2 separate regions of the Homo sapiens genome follow, and region 2 is linked to region 1. Evidence: chromatin contacts called from ENCODE Hi-C or POLR2A ChIA-PET data. All regions are on one chromosome and are shown on one strand. Each heading gives the region's core, a stretch centred on a gene start or an enhancer-like site at or near the end of the contact. The rest is flanking DNA. Distances are from core to core; before and after follow the strand shown. Region 1 overlaps LOC105372948 (a long non-coding RNA gene). Region 2 has its middle 34 kb from the start of MIR650.

Evidence for each region. A loop is a pair of places that touch in the nucleus more often than their neighbours do. ChIA-PET counts read pairs that join two places held with the same protein, here RNA polymerase II (POLR2A). Pooled maps may share reads with other maps.
Region 2: a loop to region 1 is called in a pooled map, with 2.5 times the contacts of the local background. The contact joins two enhancer-like sites. A Hi-C loop is called at or near these places in 1 of 168 maps with a recorded cell type or tissue (OCI-LY7), 4 of 37 single-sample maps with no recorded cell type and 7 of 50 pooled maps. POLR2A ChIA-PET finds 5 or more read pairs at or near these places in 3 of 52 experiments (CD4-positive, alpha-beta memory T cell, K562 and OCI-LY7).

Annotation. Positions count from the first base shown.
Region 1 is chr22:22,852,631-22,858,183 of GRCh38, reverse strand. The region is part of intron 2 of LOC105372948 (a long non-coding RNA gene); the gene reads left to right. It also overlaps IGL, the pseudogene IGLV2-5 and the pseudogene IGLV3-4. Among named protein-coding and RNA genes, the nearest start is that of MIR5571, 31 kb to the left of the region's middle. Within about 2 kb of position 2,328, at least 3 of the 41 ENCODE cell types and tissues checked have a DNase peak (open chromatin) inside an H3K27ac peak, as active enhancers do.
Region 2 is chr22:22,785,589-22,791,141 of GRCh38, reverse strand. It overlaps IGL and the pseudogene LOC100420967. Among named protein-coding and RNA genes, the nearest start is that of MIR650, 34 kb to the left of the region's middle. Within about 2 kb of position 2,786, at least 4 of the 41 ENCODE cell types and tissues checked have a DNase peak (open chromatin) inside an H3K27ac peak, as active enhancers do.

The DNA.
Region 1 (5,553 bases), core at 1,079-3,578:
CACAGCTTTCTATCATTGTATACAATGAGATTAGGGGTTTGGACTGACTTGTGTTGGTACCAGTGTGCATAATAGCTTTCTAAGTCCTCTCCATGGCAGGTGATCCTGGCCATCTGTCCCAAAGCCACAGACACTTCAGGCAGCTGAGTCAGCTTAGAGAAGGCCACAAAACCTGCAAGCGAGGACAGGAGAGGTGAGTCTGAAGATGAGGGTCTCATTCTCAGAGTGCCATACCCTGCATCACTGCCGTGATGAGCTGAAAGTCAGGGCCAGGCTGTTCCCTGGTGCTGTGGGGGTTGAGCCCTGGGAAGCAGCACCTGTGCAGAGAGTGAGCAGGGTGAGCAGGAAAGGGGTCCAGGCCATGGTGGAGATGCTTCAGAGTTCTGCCTCTGAGCGCACACCTGAGAAGGGGGTCTCTAGGTCTCTCTTATCATAAGAAGGGGAGACTCATCATGCAAACCTACTTCCTTATCTTATTATCTAGTTAGGTGTCTCTCCACTGAGGGGTGGATGCAGATCTCTTCTCCATTTCCCAGTGCGTCTTTCTGAGCTCCTATGTGGGCCCTGAGCCTGAGGGTTTGGTGTGGCAATTTCCCAAGTTCAGAAGATGGGACACATGGCTGTCATGAGTAGAGAGTGGACTTTACCCAAGAGGATGGGCACCAAAAAAGCATCTTCACCAGAGTGTGGTGGATACAGAGTTGAGTAAGATGTGGCTTCTGGAAACTCCCCCTAATAACATCTGTCCAGATTGGTCTGCACACAGTGGGAGATTCAGATGCATTTAGGATGAGGATGTTCCTGAAAACAGCAGGGACTGCACCAGTCAGGGAGCTCATTGTCACCCTCCCATAATTTAAAAAGCTAGGAAGAGTTGCACCCACTCAGGGACCACAACACACAAGCAAAAGGAAGCTGTCCCTGTCCTGGATGAGAAACCACAGAGCAGGTTTCCTTTGGATTTCATGGTGGGAAAAGAGAGTTGCTGAGGGAGAAGAATTCTCAAGGCTGTGCTTCAGGAAGCCCGTTGCACTGGGTGAGGAAACATCTTCAGAGCAAAAAGGGAGCCTGAGAGCCCAGGGCAGGTTTTCGTCTCAGTTCCCCAAGAACTTGGACCACTGTGGTTAAGTGGCACTGCTTGTATATGAGCAGCACTAATAATCAGCCTCGTCCTCAGCCTGGAGTCCAGAGATGGTCATGGAGGCCGTATTGCCAGACTTGGAGCCAGAGAAACGATCAGGGACCCCTGAGGGCTGAGTATTGACATTGTAGATCATGGGTTTGGGGACTGTGCCTGGGTGCTGTTGGTACCAGGAGACATAGTCATAACTCCCAACATCACTGCTGGTTCCAGTGCAGGAGATGGTGACTGACTGTCCAGGAGACCCGGACACGGAGGGAGGCTGAATCAGGGCAGACTGGGCCCAAGAGCCTGGAAAGAGGGAGAAACACACTCTAGTGAGTCAGTGCTGGGCCCAGGTGAGCCTGAGGAGCAGGAGACCAAGGATCAGCCCAAGGGTCCCCGAGGCCCCTTCCCTGGAGGCGTCACCTGTGCCCTGAGTGAGGAGGTGAGGAGGAGCAGAGCCCAGGCCATGGTGGAGACGTCCCCAGAGCGCTGCCTCCTGAGACCCCAGCACTGGGCCTGCCCCCAGCCTTGTCTTACCCTGATGCCTCAGAGGAGGGCGGGGCCTCCATGCAAATCTGCATCCTAAGCTCCTCTTCTTACCCCACCCTCACCTGGGCCTGGGCCCGTAGACTTCTGTTTCCTTGGACAGTGGGGCTCAGCCAGGGGGATTGAAACTCCTTGACTTGGATTTCCTGAGACTCAGCCCATGACAGTGCCTGGGAAATGGAGCCAGCCTTGGGGGTCCCTGTCCTTCCTGTCCTGTGGTTCACGGTTGGTCCTGGCTGTGGGGTCCCAGGATTTCCCTTCCCTTCTTTGTGGGAGAAGTGTCAGGACAGGGCCCAGAGTGGCTGGGAGACACCCCAGCTCTCCCCTCCCCAGGACCACAGGCCCCACAGGGACCCTTCAGTCCCCTTCAGCCCCCTTCAGCCCTTCTAGGGTGCCTCAGGTTGGCTAATTCCTCCCCGCTCTGTGTCTGCAGACGCCTGAAGCTGCTGCTTGGATAAACCTGGAGTTCATTTATTGGCCCTCGTAGAAATGCATTTATGGGGGCATGACAGATTTAGGACCCCAGAATGCCTCTGTCTCTTTAGGGGGACTTAGGAGGAAGGAGCTCCTAGGACCCACCCAGGGTGAAGCCCAGCAGGGACCTCCCAGGTCCAGGCATGTGCCACCCCCGCCCCCTGGTGGCCTCAGAGGGAGGATCCTGAGGCCCAGGAACCTCCCCTGAGTCATAGCTGACAGCCCCTGCCCTGTCCCTCCTGCCTTTTGGTTCCCTTCACAGCTCAATCCCAGGCCCCTGGTCCCTTCTCATCCCCTCCAGACTCCCCTGACCCAGGGTGGAGGACATCTCCCACACCAGAGCTTCAGATGCTCCTCTTGGCACTTGTTTGCTTTTCCCAGAGGAGTGTCCCACAGGGTTGGTGTCCTTGAGGCAGCTGTGGCTCAGGCTGAGGAAACCTCATACATGAAATAAATCCACCCCCAGCAGGCAGGTGGGACAGGAACATGGAATGAGGAGAAAACCAACTGGCTCCTCAAAATGTTGACAGAAAAAGTGTGACATGGAGGAGGCGGTGCTCACAAGAGCTGTGACCAGCCTCATGGGAAGCAGGGTAGGGAGGTGTCCCAGGGCCACAGGAGCTGAGGAAAGGTGCCTGGGGTTAGAATTGGGTCAGGCCTAGCACCAGGGACCCCTCCTCAGGGCGCGTGCGTCCCTCACACTGTGACCCGGGACTTGCCTTAGTCCTGCCTTTTAGTGCACGTTGAGTCCCCCTCAGCCCAGAGCCGGGCGCCTCCCTGAGGTGAAGCCTCCCCACACAGACAGTGGCTGACCCCATGTGTTCCTCAGAAACTCCTGGGTTTGGGGTAAAGACTCCATTCACGGCGACTTCTCTCTGTCAGAATAGAAACGTAAACGTTCCCTCAGGAGATGGACTAGGGGCTCTGCGGTGTGAGTGCTGGGCGGGAGGGGGGGCTGTTTTGTGTCACTGTCCCTGTTAGAAGACAGAGATTTCTAACAGCACAGGAGAGGGGGGGCCGAGGGAAGGGTGGGCTCAGGGGCTCGGGTGAGAAAGTGTGTGGTGTGGGGAGGTGACAGCTTTGCATTTGAGACTACTGTTTCTGTGTGTGTTATTTAGATATTTAAGTGCTATGTTGCTATATGAATAGTTACAAGAAAATAATGTTTCCATTTGAGATAGCACTAAAATGGAATTAGGTCAATGACCTGCTGAAATATCAGTGATGTTGATTGCGGAGCCGGTGGCCTGGATCAAAGCCCTGAGAACACTCCAGGAGCCCAGGCACTTCCTGCAAAAAGGAAATATGTGATCTTCAGGACACGCTACCTTGTCCTCTCTTCCATGTTCCGTTAGCACCAGAAGCAAACCAGAGCCCGGCCAATGCTGCCGAAGTCTCCTACCTCACTGAAACTCGCCTGGATATGTGCGTCCACACAGGGGAACAGACACAGACATCAGAAGCACTTGCTGCATCTGTCCTCACTGCAGCCCAAGCAGGAATGGAAAGTGGCAAGGTTCTCTTTTGAATCATGTTTTTTTCAAAGGTTTAGTTTTCCTTGAAATTCAAAAATCTTGTCTTTTAAAACATGAGGGCTTTCAGAGATGGGTTCACTGGTTCATGTTATGGGAAATGTCTCCAGAGGGACTGGTTGCTGTACCTATCTGCACTTTCAAAAGTCACTAATTTAGTGTCAGGTATGTTTGTAGAGCACAGGCTCTAATACAGTATATGTGGAAGGGTGCATTCTGTAACCAAGAGAGAAAATGGGAGAAAATGGGAAAGTCCTTCAATTCCCTTCACCTCTAATTCACATGGTCTGGATTGACAAGGTGCACACAGATGAGGCCATGGGCAGCTGAGACTGAGGGCTGGAGACCCCACCTTTAGAGCCACAGGTTCCTTCATCTTCCTGTTCTACCAGCAGACCTTGTCCCCTTATGTACATCAGGGGCCGGGCATCCTCAATACCATCTGTCCCTCTATGAGACTCAGTGCCCAGCAGCTAGGAACCACCTTCCCATTCAGGGTCGAGTCTGCAGTGGACTCAGCAGTGCACAAGGTCCTACCAAGCACAGGATCAGAGTCAGCAGTGCAGAGCCTGGCCTGTGGGCACAGTGTGCACAGCCCCACTGCACACCCAGCATGGCCCTACTGTGTGGAAATGGACCTGCTGTCAACAATGAGCATTGTTTTTTCTTGGGGAACTTTTTGCAAAACCTTCCACAAGTCTCTCATGACAAGTGATCTTGGCTCACTTGTCATGCTGGCTCCAGACAGCTGAGAACAGAATATGAGCAGAGGAATCTTGAGGACTCTGCCTGGAAATAAATTAACAGTTACAATAGGCATTCCTGCACAACTGGGGAAGTGTGAGCTTGGACTGGAGAGAAGAGCATTGCTTATTATTGAGAGAGAGAGAGCAGGGGAGAGAGTCCAAAAGAGCACAAGGGGATCAGTTGCTGCTATAGCGAGAGGGGAAATGGTGCTTGCTACACTATTCTTTGATTGGTATCCATTGAACAATTTCAAAATTAAACTAGGTTTACTTTCCTCCAGAGTGTGCAGTATTTTTATTATGGCAAAATGAACAATTTTTAAACCATTTCAATCATTTGTAAGTGTGCATTCAGCAACAGTAAGTACATTCAGAATGCTTTGCAACCACCACCACTTTCCATCCCCAGAGCTTTTCCACCACTCCACAAAAACACTGTGGGCCCTTTAGACAGTGACTTTAGAAACTTTGGAGCTTGGGAACAAATTGAGGAGTGTGTGGTCTGAAGGAAGTTTCCTGTAAGGATCCAAGGAGTGTCTGCACCAATCTCCCCAGTTTCTTCAAAATCTCAGGACAGTGAGGAGGAGACACCTCATCTAGGAAACCAGATGACACACAGCCCCTGTGCCTCCTCTGGGCTGGTTTGTCCCAAAGAGAAGAGAAATTCCAGTAGGAATGCACCCTCTGAGACAGCGTTCTCCTCTCCTGGAGGACTTGTAGTTATAGTTGAGGCTCTTGTGTTTGGTTTACTGAAATGATTCCTACAATTGTTGAATGGATCCTGGAAGATGGAAGTGGATTTCTACAGACGCAGTCAGCTGGTAGTTCCATCTGCCATTGCTGTGCCAGATGAAGACCCTGATAGAACACACCACCATGCATGGCTACAGGTGCACAGCAGGCACCATCAATGCAGAAACTCATTCTATTCCTCTCAGAACAGGATCAGAAACGGTGTGCATACAAGGAGTAGACAGCAGTATAGGTTTATACTTTTATTTTTTCAACTTCATTAACTCTCCCTTCTTTTTCATGATATTGTCATAGGGGCTTTGACCATCTGAACACCCAGGAGAACCTCCTAGGGCTCTATTCTGTATTTGGATCAGATGTGCATGAGGGGGCCCTG
Region 2 (5,553 bases), core at 1,537-4,036, 68 kb after region 1:
TTCAGGATTGAAGATAGGAAAAGAAACTTCTTTGGCTCAAAGTGAAGGCTCAGTCCCCTGCACAAGCAGGTGGTTCACACCTGTGTTCTCATCTCTCATACCAGCGCCTCTCCCTGGGTTCACACTGATGTCCTATGGATGGAGACGGGGTTTCCTGCACCAGGTCACTCCACAGCCCCTGTAACCTGAAGCCCTGCAGACCAGCCTTGTTCAATCACAATATGATGTGAGCCTCATGGGAATCCCACTGTCTAGTCATCGCATTATAAATACAAAGAGAAGAAGTCAATGAGTTTAAATAATATATTTTATTTACCTAGCATATCAAAAAGTATCATTTTCATATATAATCTAGGTACAATTATTTATGATATATATCATATACTTTGCATAGCTAGTGTTATTATTTTTTGAAGAATCTTGGAGATTGTGTGGCTGATGGAGATGTGAATGGGTTTCCTGTTGACAAGGGTGGGGTGTGGTGGCTTTTTAAGTGTCAACTTTGATAGGCTGAAGGAGGGGTGGAAAGAATGATTTTTTCTACAGGGCATGGAGGGTGGAGGTGGGCAGTGTCCATCCTGCAGCTCACCCTGTGGGCAGTGTCCATCCTGCAGCTCACCCTGTGGGTGCATCTGTGGTCCCTGCATGGGGTGAGGCTTCTCCTCCTGTCCCGGGTTTCCCTGCAGGGAGATCTGACTCCAACTCTCCCTCAGACCCAGAGCACCTGGCAAGTCAGGCTCCCTTTCCATTCCATACAAATGCAAGAAACACTCAGATCTCATTGGGCATTTGGATACTCACAGTGCTAATTTAGGAATAAATGGGCGCTTTCCAGTGTGCAGTGGCCTCCTGAGGTTCCGCATGGCCCATGTTGGGGATGGCTGGTGATCTTAATTTGGGTTCCCTGGAAGCAGACTCTGAGATGAGGAATTCATGCACAGAGGATGTGAGGGAGGCAACACTGGGCGGAAAGAGACCCTGACGCACATTGAGGTCTCAGTCTTTCCTACAGGGAGCTGTGGAGCTGGGAGGATTTTCATTTCCTCCTATATTGAGGCAGAGTCTTGAGAACTTGGCCTCAGGCAGTCATGAAACCTAATCTTGCTGAGGAAGGGCATAAACCTGGAGGAGGCAGTTTTCTGCGCTGAGCCACACTTCCCAGGAAAGGCACAGCTCTCAGCTGCCACAAGCTCCCAGCAGTGCTGGGTGGGTGAGCTCAGAAGAAAGAATCTGGGCAGATCCTACAGTGTCCACTCCACTGGTTTTTCTGTAGAGAATGACTTGAGCCTGAGCTGGGCAGTTCTGGGGACTGATCCAGGATATTCAGGCCAAGGACTGGCTTGTCATGACCAATGGAAATCCAGAGCCCAGCTGATGGATGTCTACCTCAGTCTGATGATTCAATCAGGCCCCATTTCCCTAAGTCACAGCTGAGTCCTCAAACCCCAATACATCCTGGTCACCTAAGTCTAAATCCACTCTTGACGCCCCCTCTTCAGAGCCTGCCTGGAGGGCTGGAGGGACTCAGATCCAGGGGGTCTCAGACCCAGGTGAACTGGGCCAGCCCAGTTCATGAATTTGTCCACAGTCTTCCTGGCTGGAGGAAATGTCCCATCCTGGTCATTTCATCTAAATGATGGATTGTGTCATTAGGACACTAGTTAACTATTTCAGTGAGAATAGTTGAGTCATTTAAGGAACCACTCACCCATGTGGAGTCATCAGGACGTCTGGTCTCATTTCACCCATGGGGCTGATACTTCTAGGCCATCCCCATCCCCACAGTAGACCAGCCATTGCCATCCTCAGCTCTGCCATTGTTTATTTTTCCAATCAATATTTTATGTAAACTTGTAAAAAGCAGCAAAATAGCACCAGAGTTCTCAGCCCAGTGTGGTTTTCTTGTGCTTTTTGCAAGTTTACATGAAATATTGATGGGAAATTCAACTTTAAGCCCCATGGTCGCTGTAAGCATCCCAGGGACACAGCCTTTGGACAGGGTGTGGGGTCTGCAGGGTGGGTGGTCCTTGGTTCCTGCAATGAGGTGTATCCTGTCCCTGAGCCAAGGACAGCCTCGTGGCCAGAGCTCTGGCCTGAGGCAGGTGAGAATCCCCTTCCCTGTGGAGAGCATCTCCTCAAGGAGGCTGGAAATGCCACATCCTGGAGCCAGGGTCCTGAGTGCACCACCCCACCCACGTGAGACTCCCCTGAGCACAGGAGCTGCCCCCTGAGTCACAGTATGCCTGGAGCTGGAAGGAAAGGCAGAGGGAGAAGGGGTGGCGGGGGGAGGTCTCTGGAAGTGCCCAGGACTGAGGGCTCAGCTCCCCAGAATGCTGCTGATCAGAGAGGGACAAGACCATGAGAGTGGCAGGAGGCTCAGGCAGCAATACTAGGTGAAGGGCTTGGGCCCTGGAAACCCTGTCCTCTCACACTGTGGCCCCCTCCTAGAGCACCTTGACCTCGGGGCGTCTCCCAGGGAATCCCAGCCCTGTGGAAGCTCCCCAGGCTGACACCGGGGCCCAGGCGCCTCCAGCTGCATTTCCCAGGTGAGGCTCTCACTGTCCCTGGGCTCCTGTCAGTGCCCTGAGTGACGCTGCATGAGTCTTACAGTCAGGACGGAGTTACTGCAGCCCGAGGGGATAGGATGCACTTTACTGGACTTCCAAATTGAGGACTGATCCTTGGACACCTTTTGAGCCTTCATGGCTGGCCTCCCTCTTAGGCTCCTTCTGGGCAGCCTCAGCCTCTCTTCTGTCTGCAGCTGTGCTGCCCCCTGCTGGTGGAGAAGACAGAGCCCAGGAGCTTCCCTCCTCCAAGTGACCCCAGAACGCCTGTCACCTGCGAGGGTAAGGACTGTTGAGTCCAGCCTCAGTCTGTGCCATATGTGAACCCCTCAGGCTCAGCACAGAGAGGTGGCATATATGGTTGCAGGGAGGTGGGGCAGACGCAATTCTTATAATTGAGTCTCAGGTTGAAATGCTCTTCTCTGTTCCATGGTTTTTGATCACAGAACGGAGAATGCAGGATAAACTGTAGCTCTTCTGTGAAAAACATAAGTTCAGAGAAATGCGGTCATATCCGCGTGCACTCCTGCTTCCCGTGTGTATTGAAAACAAGATTTTTTTTCTCACCTCAGTAAGAACAGCTGCACTGTAATTGGGAGCACCTGATGTTTCTGCCACTAAACTTCAGTTGTGTATTTGAACCATCATCACATTCATCGTCATTGTGTTTTTTTCTATTACTCATAAGAACAAGAAGATTAAGGTAGGAAATTATGACCATAACTAGGTGGGACCTTTCAGTGTTCAAACCACAAACAAGAAACTCAATAGCATTTCCTGCAACTGTTATTTTATTAGTATTGTTTTATTTTTCATTATAACCTTAAATATTTATCAAAAAGTTAACATTTCAGTGATTAAAATTAAGATACTTTTCTTTTACAAGGTTTTGATCATTTTTACGTATTTGATTTGGAACTCTGCTTCTTATTGCTAGAAGGCCTTTCCTTCTCCATAGGAATAATCAAAATTAGTTTTAATCAACATTAGGCCCCTGTTGGATCACAGGCCCTAAGTGGATTCCCAGGCCCCAGGTGCACATCAGGCACAGGTGTACAAGCAGACACTGGGTGGACTTACCTGTGTACAGGTAAGGAGCTGACCTGGGGGGAGGGTGAGCAGCCAGCAGCCCAGGGGGTTCTGAGTAGGTTTTGAAGGAAGGAGCCGAGGGTACGGAACCTTAAAGAAGTGACTTCACTTCCTTGGTGATGGACTCTAACAGAACTTAGAACTCTGGTAATCAGGCACCCACATCCTAGGGACAGACCCGCAGCCAGCTCCCTTGGTGGGAGATGCTCAGGAGAGCAAGATGTTCTCATGCTGCATTCCCACATCTCGAGTCTCCTGCTTCAGGAGGGCCCAGAGCGAGAGCCTTTTCCCACAATGCTGACGCAGGCTCATCTATTGGGATTCACTCAGGATGGTGGCAGAAATATTAAAGGGAAATATTAGGGAAAGTTACAGGGAATAGTCACAAACCTTTTGGAAGGCGGAAAGGTTACATAGCTTGTAATAATTGAACAGGCTGAAGGCAGCTGCTTCTTATCTTAGAGCATTAGCTCATAGGGTAAATGTTAGGGACAATAGAGGCTTCCCCAGTTAAGTCTGTTTACCCTACTTCCATTAACTAGCCTTTGAGCCAGATAGTCCTCTTGGGGAGGAGGGGGGAGGTAGACCCGGGAAATTGCCCCCAGTGGTATTTACTTTAAACCATGGTACCTGAGCTTTAATCATTGGTAGAACTACTCTCTTAACCATGTTAATTATCCACAAGAGTATTTACTCAAAGCTTCCGTTGTAAATTCTATACTAAATAAATGCCTGCAGTGCGAGCTATTCACGGCCAGCTGCAGTGACAAACCTCTCTTGGTGTGCAGGCAGTGGGACACTCAGCAGGACTGGCAAAGCAGAATAACTCTGTGTCAGTGTACGTTTTATTCATCCGTCATTTGGGTCAGGGTCTGTGGGCGGATCCCCGCAGCTAATGCCCTCTTGTGAGGGGCAATACCTCACTCATCTCTCACTCCAGGCGCCTCTGGCCATTTGGGCAAAGGCGCCCCCAAGTACCACAGGGCAGCCCAGGGCAGGCCCTACCAGGCCAGGCCCCACCGGTGATCCCATCGCGGCCACATCTGCACATTGTTCTTGTCCAGCTGGAGCCTCTGGAGTTCATCGAGGCACAGGCACACGGTGAGGTGGCCTATAGTCTATGAGCCTTTGCAGGGGCAGTGTTTTCGGGCTGGAATACCTTACATTCAGCGAGGTTGATTCTGTGTGTGAAAATTCCAGTGGAAAGTGACTGACGTTGGTGAGTCTTTCTTCTTTTTCATCTCCTGTTCCATGTGCAGCAACACAGGAAATTCCAGCGCCAGCTGATGAGCCAGTGCCAGCACCAGGGGAAGACCCCCCTTCAGGGACAGAACTGGAGCTATCAGCAGCTCCAGATCCCTCCTGCCCCTGTCCTGGTCCTGCCAAGGACCAGCCCAGTGAGGAGCTACCTGACATCATGAGATCTGCTCTAGCCACTGGCCTCAGCCCTGGAGCTGAAAGCATGGCTGGAGCAAGAGGTGGAAGAGAGGGGGTGGCCAGCACGGCCCCAGCCCGCATCTCCCACGCTGGGCTCAGTCCTGGGCACAGTGGGAGACATGGAGGTAGAGACCCGGGTATATGGCCTGCGCTCCTCTGACTCGCCAGAGAGAGGCTTCTCTCATTCAGCAGAGCTGCAGCCCTGCGGCTGAAGGGCCTGCTGCTGCTCCTGCTGGGGTTGTTTGCCTGCCTGCAAGAGGCGCTGGGGGGCAGGAAAAGAAACCTGGGAGGAGGGGATCCAGCAGCTCCTCCTGCTCCCAGAGGCGGCTTCTTCCTCCAACCTTGGAGGTCTGCCCTCAACTGGGCTTCTGGGCTGTTTGTCCCTGAGGTGCTGCCCAGGACAGGCTCTTCTTGACAGGTGGGCAGGGGTGTGGAGGCCAGGGGGCATCTCCAAAGGGTATCA